Regions from separate parts of the Homo sapiens genome. Here region 2 is linked to region 1. Evidence: chromatin contacts called from ENCODE Hi-C or POLR2A ChIA-PET data. All regions are on one chromosome and are shown on one strand. The core of a region is the stretch at or near the end of the contact, and the rest is flanking DNA. Distances in the headings are between cores, read along the strand shown. Region 1 overlaps RORA (RAR related orphan receptor A). Region 2 overlaps RORA (RAR related orphan receptor A).

Region 1 (5,694 bases), core at 1,226-3,725:
TAGACAAATGATTCTCACTGAATGCTCTCATGATTTTTGCTGAACTCCTACATCTATCTGCATGGTTACAACTGAGGAAAGACTAGTTCCAACATGAATGTTGGTTGATATTTTGTTTACATTAATGACTAAGAAGGGAGTGAAACAACGAAGACATTTTGGAACTTCATTCATTCGCCAACAATGACATGAACCACTTCCTTGCTGACTCAGTTAATAGTTTTCAAATACCAGAAGAACATTTCTTCCACTTTTTATGTTATTCACAATGGGAGCACTGGATATGATGTACTGTTAAGTTTAATCTGCATTATTATAATTTTCATCAGTTTTTTTTTTTGTGTTTTTTTTTTGAGGCAGAGTCTCGCCCTGTTGCCCAGGCTGGAGTGCAGTGGTGTGATCTCGGCTCACTGCAACCTCCGCCTCCTGGGTAGCTAGGATTACAGGCACCTGTCACCAAGCTTGGCTAATTTTTGTGTTTTTAGTAGAGACAGGGTTTCACCATGTTGGTCAGGCTGGTCTCGAACTCCTGACCTCGTGATCTGCCCACCTCGGCCTCCCAAAGCGCTGGGATTACAGGTGTGAGCCACCACACCTGGTCTTTTTTTTTTTTTTTTTTTAAGACACAGGGTCTCACTCTGTTGTCCAGGCTGGAATGCAGTGGTACAATCATAGCTCACTGCACCCTCAAACTCCTGGCTCCAACAATCTTCCCACCTCACCTTCCCAAGTAGCTGGGACTACAAGCACATGCCACTACACCTGGCTAATTGTTTTATTTCCTGTAGAGACAGGGTCTATGTTGCCCAGGCTGGTCTCGAACACCTGGCCTCAAGTGATCCTCCTGCCTCAGCCTCTCAAAGTATTGGGATTACAGGCATGAGCCACTGCATTGGGCCATCACCTTCCTGCCTCAGCCTCTCAAAGTATTGGGATTACAGGCATGAGCCACTGCATTGGGCCATCACTTTTTAAATCTAGACAATAAAGCAAAATAATAAATCAAACCCTGATCTGTAACATTTGCCAATTTCTGTGGTGTAAATAATCCCACCAATGGCCATTTTCAAGCCACCCGACCCGCTCTTTCACAGAATACAGAGTAGGGAAGGGATGCACAGCATGGTATAGTATTTCCACCTTCAGATATAAGGATAATTGATGTAGACAACCTGAAGAACATTGATAACAGTAAAATAATCATTAAAAAGTAGTTAATTTTTTATGTCAGGAATGCATCAGTTAATGTGTAATAACAGATTTAATAACTAGCCTTAATAACAAAATTCCTGACATTTTAGCACTCAGCTCTTGCAACCTGGTATGAGCCTTCTCCTAAACACCATGGCCTCTGTCCCAGTTTGCCAAGCGCCCATCTAATGGGATCAGTGAAAAATTCATAGTATACAGTCATTTTTTTTAAAGAAAAAGTATTAGGGAATAGAATTTCCAGAGAAGGTAAGACACGTATCAGAAATAAAAGCACAAGGCGTTTTGAAAAGCTAGGTGAAATAAGGGAGGAACACTGGAGAGATGTCTTTGAGACAGTAGGAATTGAAACAAAAGGTGGATATGTAGGGACTCTGTGTCAGGAAATCGAGAATGTGTGACATTGTTTTGTTTGTCCCACAATGAAGAAGATACATATAAGTAAGAGGGCACTGGACTTAAAATCAGGACAAGAGATTGAGTCCCAGCCATGGGACCTTGGACAAGTCATTTAACATTCTAAACTTCATTTTTGTTTTTGGCAAATCAGAAAACTCGAATCAATCTCTGGTTCTTAACAAAAGGAAGTCAAAGTCTTCGGGGAGCTTTTAAAAAATATTTACTATAAAAATGACAATTGTGGCCAGGTACGGTGGCTCACGCCTGTAAATCCGAGCACTTTGGGAGGCCGAGGCAGGCGAATCACGGGGTCAAGAGATCTAGACCATGCTAGCCAACATGGTGAAACCCTGTCTCTACTAAAAATACAAAAATTAGCTCGGTGTGGTGGTGCACGCCTGTAGTCCCAGCTACTCGGGAGGCTGAGGCAGGAGAATCACTTGAACCCAGGAGGCAGAGGTTGCAGTGACCCGAGGTAATGCCACTGCACTCCAGCCTGGTGACGGACCAAGACTCCGTCTCAAAAAAAAAAAAATGACAATTTTTTTCTTTTTTGACTTATAAAAATGGGAATTTCTCATTGTTCAAACTACTATGTATGCCTGGACGACATCGCCAAAAGTTTCTGGTTTGATATATAGTTCTGGTTTGATATATCTAAGGTGTATCTTTTAAAAGCTCTGTGGGTGTTTCTGATGCATCACCTATATGTCAACTGCTGTACCTGATAATCTCTCAAAGTCTTTCAGCACCAAAGGCCTGTTTGTTTTATTCTAATTTTCTATTTGCAATAGCTGCATGGTAATCTGCTGCCACTAGGTGGTGGTAGTGCGCCACAGTCACACTAAACGTATACTACCTGAAATGTATCATGGTGGCTCTCTGGCTCAAGCTCACCATGTTTGTAAATGAACATCTCCATGTATTTTAACATCCATAAAAAGTGAACTTTTATGACAGCCAAGTAATTTGTTAGCTTATCTTTTAGAAATAACAAAATTGCCAAATTATGTACTTGATACCTTTCCCAGCTCACAACTTCAGCACTTTTTTTTTACGCCTCCTCAGTTCCACCCAAAACTCCATGCCCTAGTTTTGTGCTTCCCCTGCTCTCTGTATGACCTCCAATCCCTGGAATTCATCTCTCAGCTCACTCACTTCCTAATCCTTTTGCAGGATTTCTCCCCAATCAGACAAAATCTATCTCTGTACTTAGAAACACACTACTTCTACCTTGAGGTAGGAAGGTACCTACCACACTTTCTACTTTTCTTCTTCCTCTTTCTAATCCTTCTTCCTCTTATGTGTTATTTAACTCTTAGTATCTTATCTGTTTAATTTTCCAAACCCTTAATCCTCTGAGAACCCCGCCCCCCAAGGAATACTGAAAAGAAGAGGTTTTTAAAAAGAAAAAGAAGCAACCCAAACCCTCATTCTTCCTGAAATGCAAAGTTCAGTATTCGTCTGAGTCATGGAGGTTTACTCACCCTGTTTCTCCCTTCTCAGCTCTCACCTTATAACCCCACTTCACCTCTCGCATCTGATATTTGATAGTTCTCCTTGTGGGTATGACTCTGTTGACTTAATCCAAAAGAAAGATCGCCTTTCTGGTTCTTAGCTATGCCACTCCCAGAACTTTTCAGCAGGCATTTGTTCAGCTGACTTAGTTGAGGTATAAATGATGCTGTAGAGAATAAGGTGTGTCTGCTTGCGTGCCTGCTTTCCCCAAATCCTCAAAACTGAGACTTCCAAATAAGGGTAATCCTCTTCCAAGCAGATAGTGTGGAAGCTGGACATTGGTTCGAGCCACAGTGCCACTGCTCAAAGAACATACGGAATGCTTCATGAGTTTGCCTTGCAACTTATGGCATAATTACACAGACATCTTTAATGATAGTTATTCTGTGCCCTTGCAGTAAGTTTCATTGTTTGTTTGTTTGTTTGTTTGTTTGTTTAAATGAGCTAGAGTGATTTAGAAATAAGGTGAAGCAAATGGGGCAGAATACTTCTGGTCAGAAATGAGGAAAAATGATGGACTCATGAGACTGATTTTCTTATGTGACTCCTAATCCAGATCAGGAGGCAACTCCAGAGAGAGATTTTTGTAAAATGTCTGGGCGGTAGGAAGCTGGGTCAGCTAAAGGTGCTAAAGTGAGGGAAAACACTAATTTCAGAGTAGATTGCTCTTGCTACTTTATTCTGCATAACTTGTTTTTTACACTGCCTAATTTAATGGTTGCCCCATATGAGAACAACTAAGGAGGAATTCTTTTGACACACAAGAGAAGCAGAAAAACAAAACAAGATGACAGTGTAAGTTCTGGAGTTAAACTATGTGAAGTCATATCCTGGCTTTACCCCATGCTACAGCGAGGACTCTGAGCAAGTCACTACACCTCTCTAAGCCTCTGTTTTTTCAGCCTTAAAACCAGGGGAATGATAGGATTTGCCCAATATTGCCCTTGTCACAAGTGAATGACACAATCCACATAAAGCATAGAGTGCCTAGTATGAAGTCAGTGCTGTTTTAATGGTATTTGGGATTTGTTTTAATCAGGTACCATAAGACACACAGATCTGGAAATGACTGTCATGAAGGAAGAAGTTTGTTACACAGTAGTCCCCCCTTAGCCTCATGGGGATGCCTGAAACTGCGAACCTTTTAGATACTGTTTTCTCCCATACATCCAGACCTGTGATAAAGTTGAACTTATAAATTAGGCACAATGAGAGATTAACAACAATAATAATAATACAGAACAATTATTAAAATATACTGTAATAAAAGTTATGTGAATGTGGTCTCTCTTTGCTTCCCTTCTCTCTCTCAAAATATCTTAATATTCTTTTACTGCAGTTGACGCAAGTAACTGAAACGAGGAAAGCAAAACGACGATTAAGGAGGGAGTGCTGGACTCACAAATCCCTAGAGACAGGGCCCATGCCACACCATACAGGGGACACATGGGGAAGCGCCAGGGTCAGTGAAGGGGAGAGGGATGTGGGGAAACACTGCCAAGAGCCTCCATGGTGTTTTCCACAGGAAGGAAGGTGCAGCAGGATGAGCAGGATTAGGATAAGTAGCTAGTCTGAATCATTACAGACGGCGCTAGGAGGTAGGGGCTGTCCCTAATTGTCTTGTACCTAGCCCTAGGGTGACCAGGGCAGGGGAATCATGGCGAGAAGCGTAAGGGCCTGATGAAGAAGGTGTGCTGGGTGTGGGCTCTAGCCCACTTGGTTTTGTGTGAGAGGTGGCTGACAGCAGGTTGTTTGCTGTATGTAGGAGTTATCCAGCCCTGCAAGGGCAGTCCCTCCAGTGTCTGCAAAGCCCGAAGATGTCTGCATCCAAAATACAGAATAAAAAGATATGGTTACTACAAGTACTCAGTAAGACTGATAATCTGTCATCATCATCCTCATGCCCTTAAAGCAGAGCTAACTGATGATTAATATATGCTTCTATGTTAACAGTCTTGGACTTTATTAATGGTGGGTGGAAGTTAACTTAATGTATGTATGCAAACTAAAAAGTGGCATCCTTTTCATTAATGACCCAACCATTATTCAAGAGCTATGTCTAGTTAGGGACTTCAGACTTTTGAAAGAAATGAAGAAATAATGCCAGATACATGGGCTCGCACTTGGAATCCCAGCTACTTGGGGGACCGAGGTGGGAGGACCGCTTGAGCCCAGGAGTTCGAGACCAGCCTGGGCAACATAGCGAAACCCTGCCTCAGTTTTAAAAAAGAAAAAAAGAAGTAGTGAAGAAATTGGAAAGGATTCTGAGAAGAAATATGCAAGGTGGAAAAGAGCCTAGAAAGAAAGGTGACAGATGCTGGGATTTGGTCGTCAGAAGAGATATCTAGGAAATAGCATGGCAGCCCTCAAGTACTAGCTCCACTTAAAGAAAAAAAGAAGAGATCATTCAGACATTCCTCATATTCGGTGATCACACAAGAAACTGTAGCAGGCTTAATGTGAAGCAAACAAAACTCAACTTCAGCTAAAGCAAAAACAAATACATTCCTGATTTTAAGCATCCACAGTGATGCCTTTACACAAGGGTATGAACGGTGGGAGAGTCTC
Region 2 (5,694 bases), core at 1,578-4,077, 130 kb before region 1:
TAATAATTTCACAGTTGGAAAAATGAGCTAAGTTGGGTTAAGTAACTTGTGCATTATTACATAGCTACTAAATAGCAGGGCGAGGATTTAAATCAAGGTCTGCCAGAACTGCACGTCTCTTGTTCTTTCCATATGTCACCCAACCTTTCACTCTAGAGGAAAAAAAAAAAAAGGCAGTCTGCTACCTAGCACAGAGGACACCTAACAGGAAGTGAAGGAGAGGTTGAGATCAGAGGCGGGAAGGGAGAATTGGTGAGTGGAGTGATGGAACAAGGTAAAAGGACACCCCTCTTTGATCAGGGCTACACTTTCTTAAGCCAGGCCCCTGTGGTTATCTCAGTGTAGCTCACATCCAGCTATTGACAGCTTTCCACCTGGTGACATGCTTAACGGCCCATGAAATTCTAGCCCTCAGGGCTCAAGCCTGATATTTATGGTTCCCCACATAAACCTAAAGTGGATTGTAAATTTATCTCTCTCAGATTTAGGTGGCTAAAGTGGCTGTTCAAAACTCTGCAAGGGAGAGTGGCCTTTATGGACATGTTGTACTAACTTTTAAAAAGACTGGGGCTGAAGGAGGGTGCAGAAAGCTGTGTGGTTTGTGGGAATGCTCCCAGAAGCCCCCTGGAGTGGAAGCCTTTTTGGTATTGATGTTATGGGGGAAGGGCGGTTGGGTAAAGGGATGTAGCTTGATTTTGTTCCATAGAATAGTGGCATGTTTTGTGTAATCAAAAATCTGTTACAATGAAAAAACCATGAAGGTTTGCAAAGGAGCAATCAAGGGAAGCTGTTCAGCTTCGGCAGGAAACTTTTTCTAAGCTCCAGAGTATGCCAAGTGGATATTGACATAGCTAAGTATGTATGCAGCGGGACATATGTAAATAGGAATACTCTATGTTGAAATCTGGACAAACCTTACTGAGACCTTCTCCAGAGGCAAGCAACGTGTGGTATTTATATGAGATTTGATACATCTGGAAACAGCGGCTTTTTCATCTCTTGCTTCTCGGAGATGAACTTGCACCATATGCAGGGTGTCACTTAAATTTCACCGGCAAGTTCTGACATGTACGTTTAAGAGAAAACTTCCATATGTTTCCATGAAAGGATGGGGACATAGTAACAACCACCAAAGTGATAATATTTCCTCTGCCTCACATCCGCTCCCTAATCAAAACTGTTCAGTATTCTACTCCAAAAGTTTCTTCCTCTTTCCACCGCTGACAATATGCATTGTTAACGGAAGGGAGTGGTCAGGGGCTGTGTGGCGTATTGGAAGGGACTCGGACATTAGAGGCAAAAGGACCCGGGTTTGAATCTTAGCTTTTCTATGTATTTATTGTATAACTTTGGGCTTGTTTCTTAATCTCTAAACCTCAATTTCCTAATCCATCAAAAGGGGATTAAAAATACCAACCAAAACATGGTTATGAGGATAAATGGCACGAAGAATTGAAAACTAAATAGATTTATAAAACAAAAATATTGTTTGCAAAGGGTTGGCATAGTTCCTCCTTTATTCTGGAAGTTAATTTGCTTGGAAATTCAACCATGTACTAAATCTTCCTCCCTAGGGACCAACAGAAAATTGCAAACTCCTGAGTGGAAACCTTCACGAGGGCTCCGCAAATTGGTGCTCTCTTCTCCTGGTTTCATCCCGCAGGAAGAGACAGTCTCCCTATATGAATGTTCACACCATGAGAAACCTTTCTCACCCTCTCTCCGTGGAATTTCTCTCCCCAATTTTTGAGATATCCTCGACTCAAGGCCAAAGCAGTGGTTTGAAAGGTGTTTGGAAACCAATGTGAACCATCGTGCTTTCCCCTCCCCCACTCTGGGGGTGGGATTTTCAGGCCAACTTTTCTGAAGCTACTTGTGAGTTAACCTGAAGTTGGAATGCCCTCCTGAGGTCGAGGCATAAAAGCCAGCAGCGTAAATAGAAACTGAAGCTGAAATAACCATAAATGTTCTCGAACAACTTCAATAGAGAAAGCCTTGTTTGATCCTCTCTAAGCTTCCTGAAACCAAGCTGAATATTTGTTTGTTTTGTGGTAGCTCCACTTTTTTTTTTTTCCTCAGGCCTTTTAATGCATGGCTGTTGGTTTCTGTTTAAAAGGAAAATGCTTTTTCTCAGTAACGATGTTCACATTCTGAAGTTGGTGATACCCACTTCTAAAGGCCATTTTATTGTAAAGATAAAGTTCTGCTAAGTCTTAGGATGAAAAGATAAAGGATGTGGTCAGTTACCATGACTCGTGCTTACCTCCCAAAGTGTGTCATTTGGTGCACATACCTCAAAACGTGTGAACAGAAAGTTTCTAGGTTTATTTTTATACATGGAGATTTGATTCCACGGCAGAGGGAGGGTGTCAAGGTAAATGACTGTGCAAAAATGACAGAACTGCATTTTGAGCTTTCCGTTGCCAGAGATACAAAGGCCAAGTTAAGGTGAGTTTGCTATTCGATTGCTTTTTGAGGGGTCTATTGGTAATTACCACTGCTGTTTAATATTGCAATATTCATGGGACCTCAATGTTTACACAGCTCCATGGATGCTCAATCCAAATTAAACACGCCCAAGAACAACACAGGGAGAAAACACCTGGGGGCAAAGTGAGGGGCTGCAGTCACAAGTGATCAGATCTTTTGCAGAAGATAGCAGTAGAGGGGCCCTTCCTTTTGGCCTCCTTTCTGGCAAATGTGTTTCAACACCGTTAAACTACATATGATATTGGACTGATTAGCAACTCCTAACACAGAATGTTCTGACGTTAGAAGAGCTAGGAAGTGGCGTGTCAGGGCTGACATGCATGGCAGAGTTTTCAGATACACATACAGTGTTTTTTTCTACACCCTGCCTCCAAAATGTCAGTGTCCCTAGGTTTCTGTTTGTTGCAGAGCCCCTCAATATGTGTGTGGGAGGCAGCACTTGAAGCCAAAACAGTAATGGCCAGATCTTCTGTCTGCAGCCATGAACACAAGGAGAAAGTGCCAGGTGTCAGGAGCAAGAATCTTATATGCCGGGGATTTTTTTTTTTTTTCCTGGAAGCAACTGGAAACCAACTTAGTGACACTTAAGTCCTTCACCTGCTACATGACTTCAGCCAGTGTATGTGAGTCAGAGTGGTACCAAGAAGGGCCCTCATCTGAACAGCCACAAAAGTGACGGGCTATGGCTTGGAATGGGAATATTATACTGTGTTCAGAGTCACGGCAACTTGAACTTGGCAGCCTTATCGGCTTCTGAGATTATGAGTGCCCCACAGCCAAGAGCACCTGTGAGGAGAGTTGACTGTGGAGTGGGATATAGATTGAGAAACCTCTTTCATAGCTGACAATCCATGTAAACTCCTTTAATATGTGGATGGTTAAGTAGCAGTTTAAGTGTTGGAATTACCTGGCCCTGCTTTACCATCTTCTATATATTCAGTATAAGACACACTGGGAATTACTGAAAGCTTCCCTCTCCCCCCTCAAAAAGAGTGGATGGTGCTTAGAATTAAGAGGATGTTTCCAGGGTGTCTTTCGTTTCCATCATCAAAGCAGATAAAATTAACTCTATTAGAAACTGAGACCCCCTCCGTGAGGTATATTAGTCATAAGTTCTCTTTGCAAAAAGGCTAGTCTTCAGAGGATTGTTAAGATCAGATTTCATGACAGACATGTTTCAACATATTTGTACTTCTCTGAACATGCTACATTTGCTCTCATGTGTTGTGATTAGCTGGTTTCAGTGTTTAATCCATGGCATGTGGCATTTTTCTGTAGTAGTGTTTCTGTGGAAAACTTTATCCTAGGCTTGTGGAAGACCAGTTATAACGCTTTGGATAAAGTATGTCCAGCATTTCTAAAAGCTGCAGTTTCCTAAGAAAATGATCTACGGGCACCTAAGGTTAAAATCTTCAGAATTATTTTTTGTATTTTCTGAAAGTGATTTTTAAATGAAGTTGAGAAATGGTACTAACAATGCATCCAATATTGATATAATTAGAATATGCATCATACTCTACTAAAGCCAACCTTCTTTAATATGTTCATATATAAACATAAAGAGGTATGTGGTTTATTGTATATCCAATTTTTCATTTATCTGCACCTTCTTCAGGATCATATTTGGAAGGCACCTACGTGCTCACTTGCAAACAGAATGAGACACCGTCATGCTTTCTAAAGCGTGTTCTCTCCTGCCCTCCTCCTCCTCCCTCAGTCTGCCTTATATTAAGTTAGCCAATCGAAGTCAGCATTACAGCCTCCCCTTTGGCCTGTGTTCTCCATCCTCCTTATATAAGCCTTGGTGTCCCCACACCTCTTCACAGCCACCTGGTCCGGCAGCCTGTAATAGCTGTCTCACTCTTCCTCCTCCTCACCTGATGCCTGCGGCTGACCCAACTGCCTCTGGGGTGTGATCCCACAGATTCTGAAAACAGCTGCAGCAGGCTGAGGGTGGCTTCCTGGTCACGTTCATCCAGATACAGAGAAGGCTCTATATCAATAATGGGCATCCTCTGATGTGTACTTTTCTCTCAACAGTAAACACCTTATATGATGTTTTTCAGTATCTCCTGAGTATAAGGTGCTGGGCTCTTCTCTCTTTCTGAACAGTTCTGGTTCTTTAGTCCTAGTGCAGAGACAGCCTTTGTGATTAAAAGACAAAAAAATGTACTAGTAATAATAAGATTTTCCAAGGCAGTCACCCAGTCCTCTCTTCTGGTTTGTTTTTCTGTCTTTCCCTCACCTCCTCACTCCTGCCTTGGGACCAGTTGTGCTTTTGCTCAATTCATTCAGCAAACAATTAGCAACAAAGCTGCAGGCTCTGGCAGTGATCAAAACGCTGGCTGAATCTGCCAAGGTCTTCCAAGCACTTAGAAGAAAGGCCAGGATCCGCAAAGCCAGGCAGATTTCGGGTGTCACCTATGCAGGGCTTCATAAGTCTCTGTCTTTTCTGGCTCAGGGAACTACCCCATGGGGTCACTCACAAACGTGTATGCCTTCCCTCTGTCTTCTATCTGAGTGCGGCTTAAGGGTATAAGCACTAAGGAAAAAGCTTAAGCCATCACAGCATATCTGAGCATAAAGGAAAGATAGATAAAGTCCTTATACAAGAAAACTGAGGCCTAGAGTTGGCAAGCTATACCCAGAAAGTTAGCAGGAAGGGCCACAGAATGTACTCGAACAAAAGCAAGAATGACATGGCCCATTTCCCAGTCAATACCAAGTGAACCATTTTGGAATGAGAATAGCTAGTTACATCTCTTGCTAGACTCCTCTTCCAGGTCATAAACACCTCCTACCAACAGGTTACTGAGCCCAAAAATAAATATGGGAAATTTGCGTGTATGCTGCACTTTGTATTTTCTGCCTCCTTCTCAATCCTTAATTAAGCTCCGCAGCCACCCTGTGAAGCCGGTCATTATCACTGGGTGAGGAAACGGAGTCCCACAGGAGCTATGTGACTTGCCCAAGCATACGAGCCAGACAGGCTGGGCAGGGTGAGACTTTCCAGTTTCTGATGCCCACGCCCCATGTGCAATCCAGCCTCATCACCCTGGGTCTTGGTGCAGGGAGTAAATAAACAAATGGTCACATTGCTTTTACTTCTGGAGAGCAATGGGTTCTTATTCAAAATAGGAACAAGGGGCAAAACAAATGGCAAGTAGTAACAAAAGTATTGGGGGACAGTGGTGCCACCATTCG

What was found. A loop is a pair of places that touch in the nucleus more often than their neighbours do. ChIA-PET counts read pairs that join two places held with the same protein, here RNA polymerase II (POLR2A). Pooled maps may share reads with other maps.
Region 2: a pooled map shows a loop between it and region 1 (5-fold over the local background). The contact joins two enhancer-like sites. A Hi-C loop is called at or near these places in 8 of 50 pooled maps. POLR2A ChIA-PET finds 5 or more read pairs at or near these places in 2 of 52 experiments (activated CD4-positive, alpha-beta T cell and activated naive CD4-positive, alpha-beta T cell).

The regions. Positions count from the first base shown.
Region 1 is chr15:60,517,697-60,523,390 of GRCh38, reverse strand. The region is part of intron 3 of RORA (RAR related orphan receptor A); the gene reads left to right. All of the region lies in intron 3 of RORA-AS1 (RORA antisense RNA 1), which reads right to left. Among named protein-coding and RNA genes, the nearest start is that of RORA-AS1, 41 kb to the right of the region's middle. Within about 2 kb of position 2,475, at least 5 of the 41 ENCODE cell types and tissues checked have a DNase peak (open chromatin) inside an H3K27ac peak, as active enhancers do.
Region 2 is chr15:60,646,589-60,652,282 of GRCh38, reverse strand. The region is part of intron 2 of RORA (RAR related orphan receptor A); the gene reads left to right. It overlaps LOC105370846 (a long non-coding RNA gene), which reads right to left. Exons shown (of 5, transcript XR_007064663.1): 5 at 1-4,634. Among named protein-coding and RNA genes, the nearest start is that of RORA-AS2, 32 kb to the left of the region's middle. RefSeq lists a silencer at 247-336 and an enhancer at 1,641-2,142. Within about 2 kb of position 2,827, at least 4 of the 41 ENCODE cell types and tissues checked have a DNase peak (open chromatin) inside an H3K27ac peak, as active enhancers do.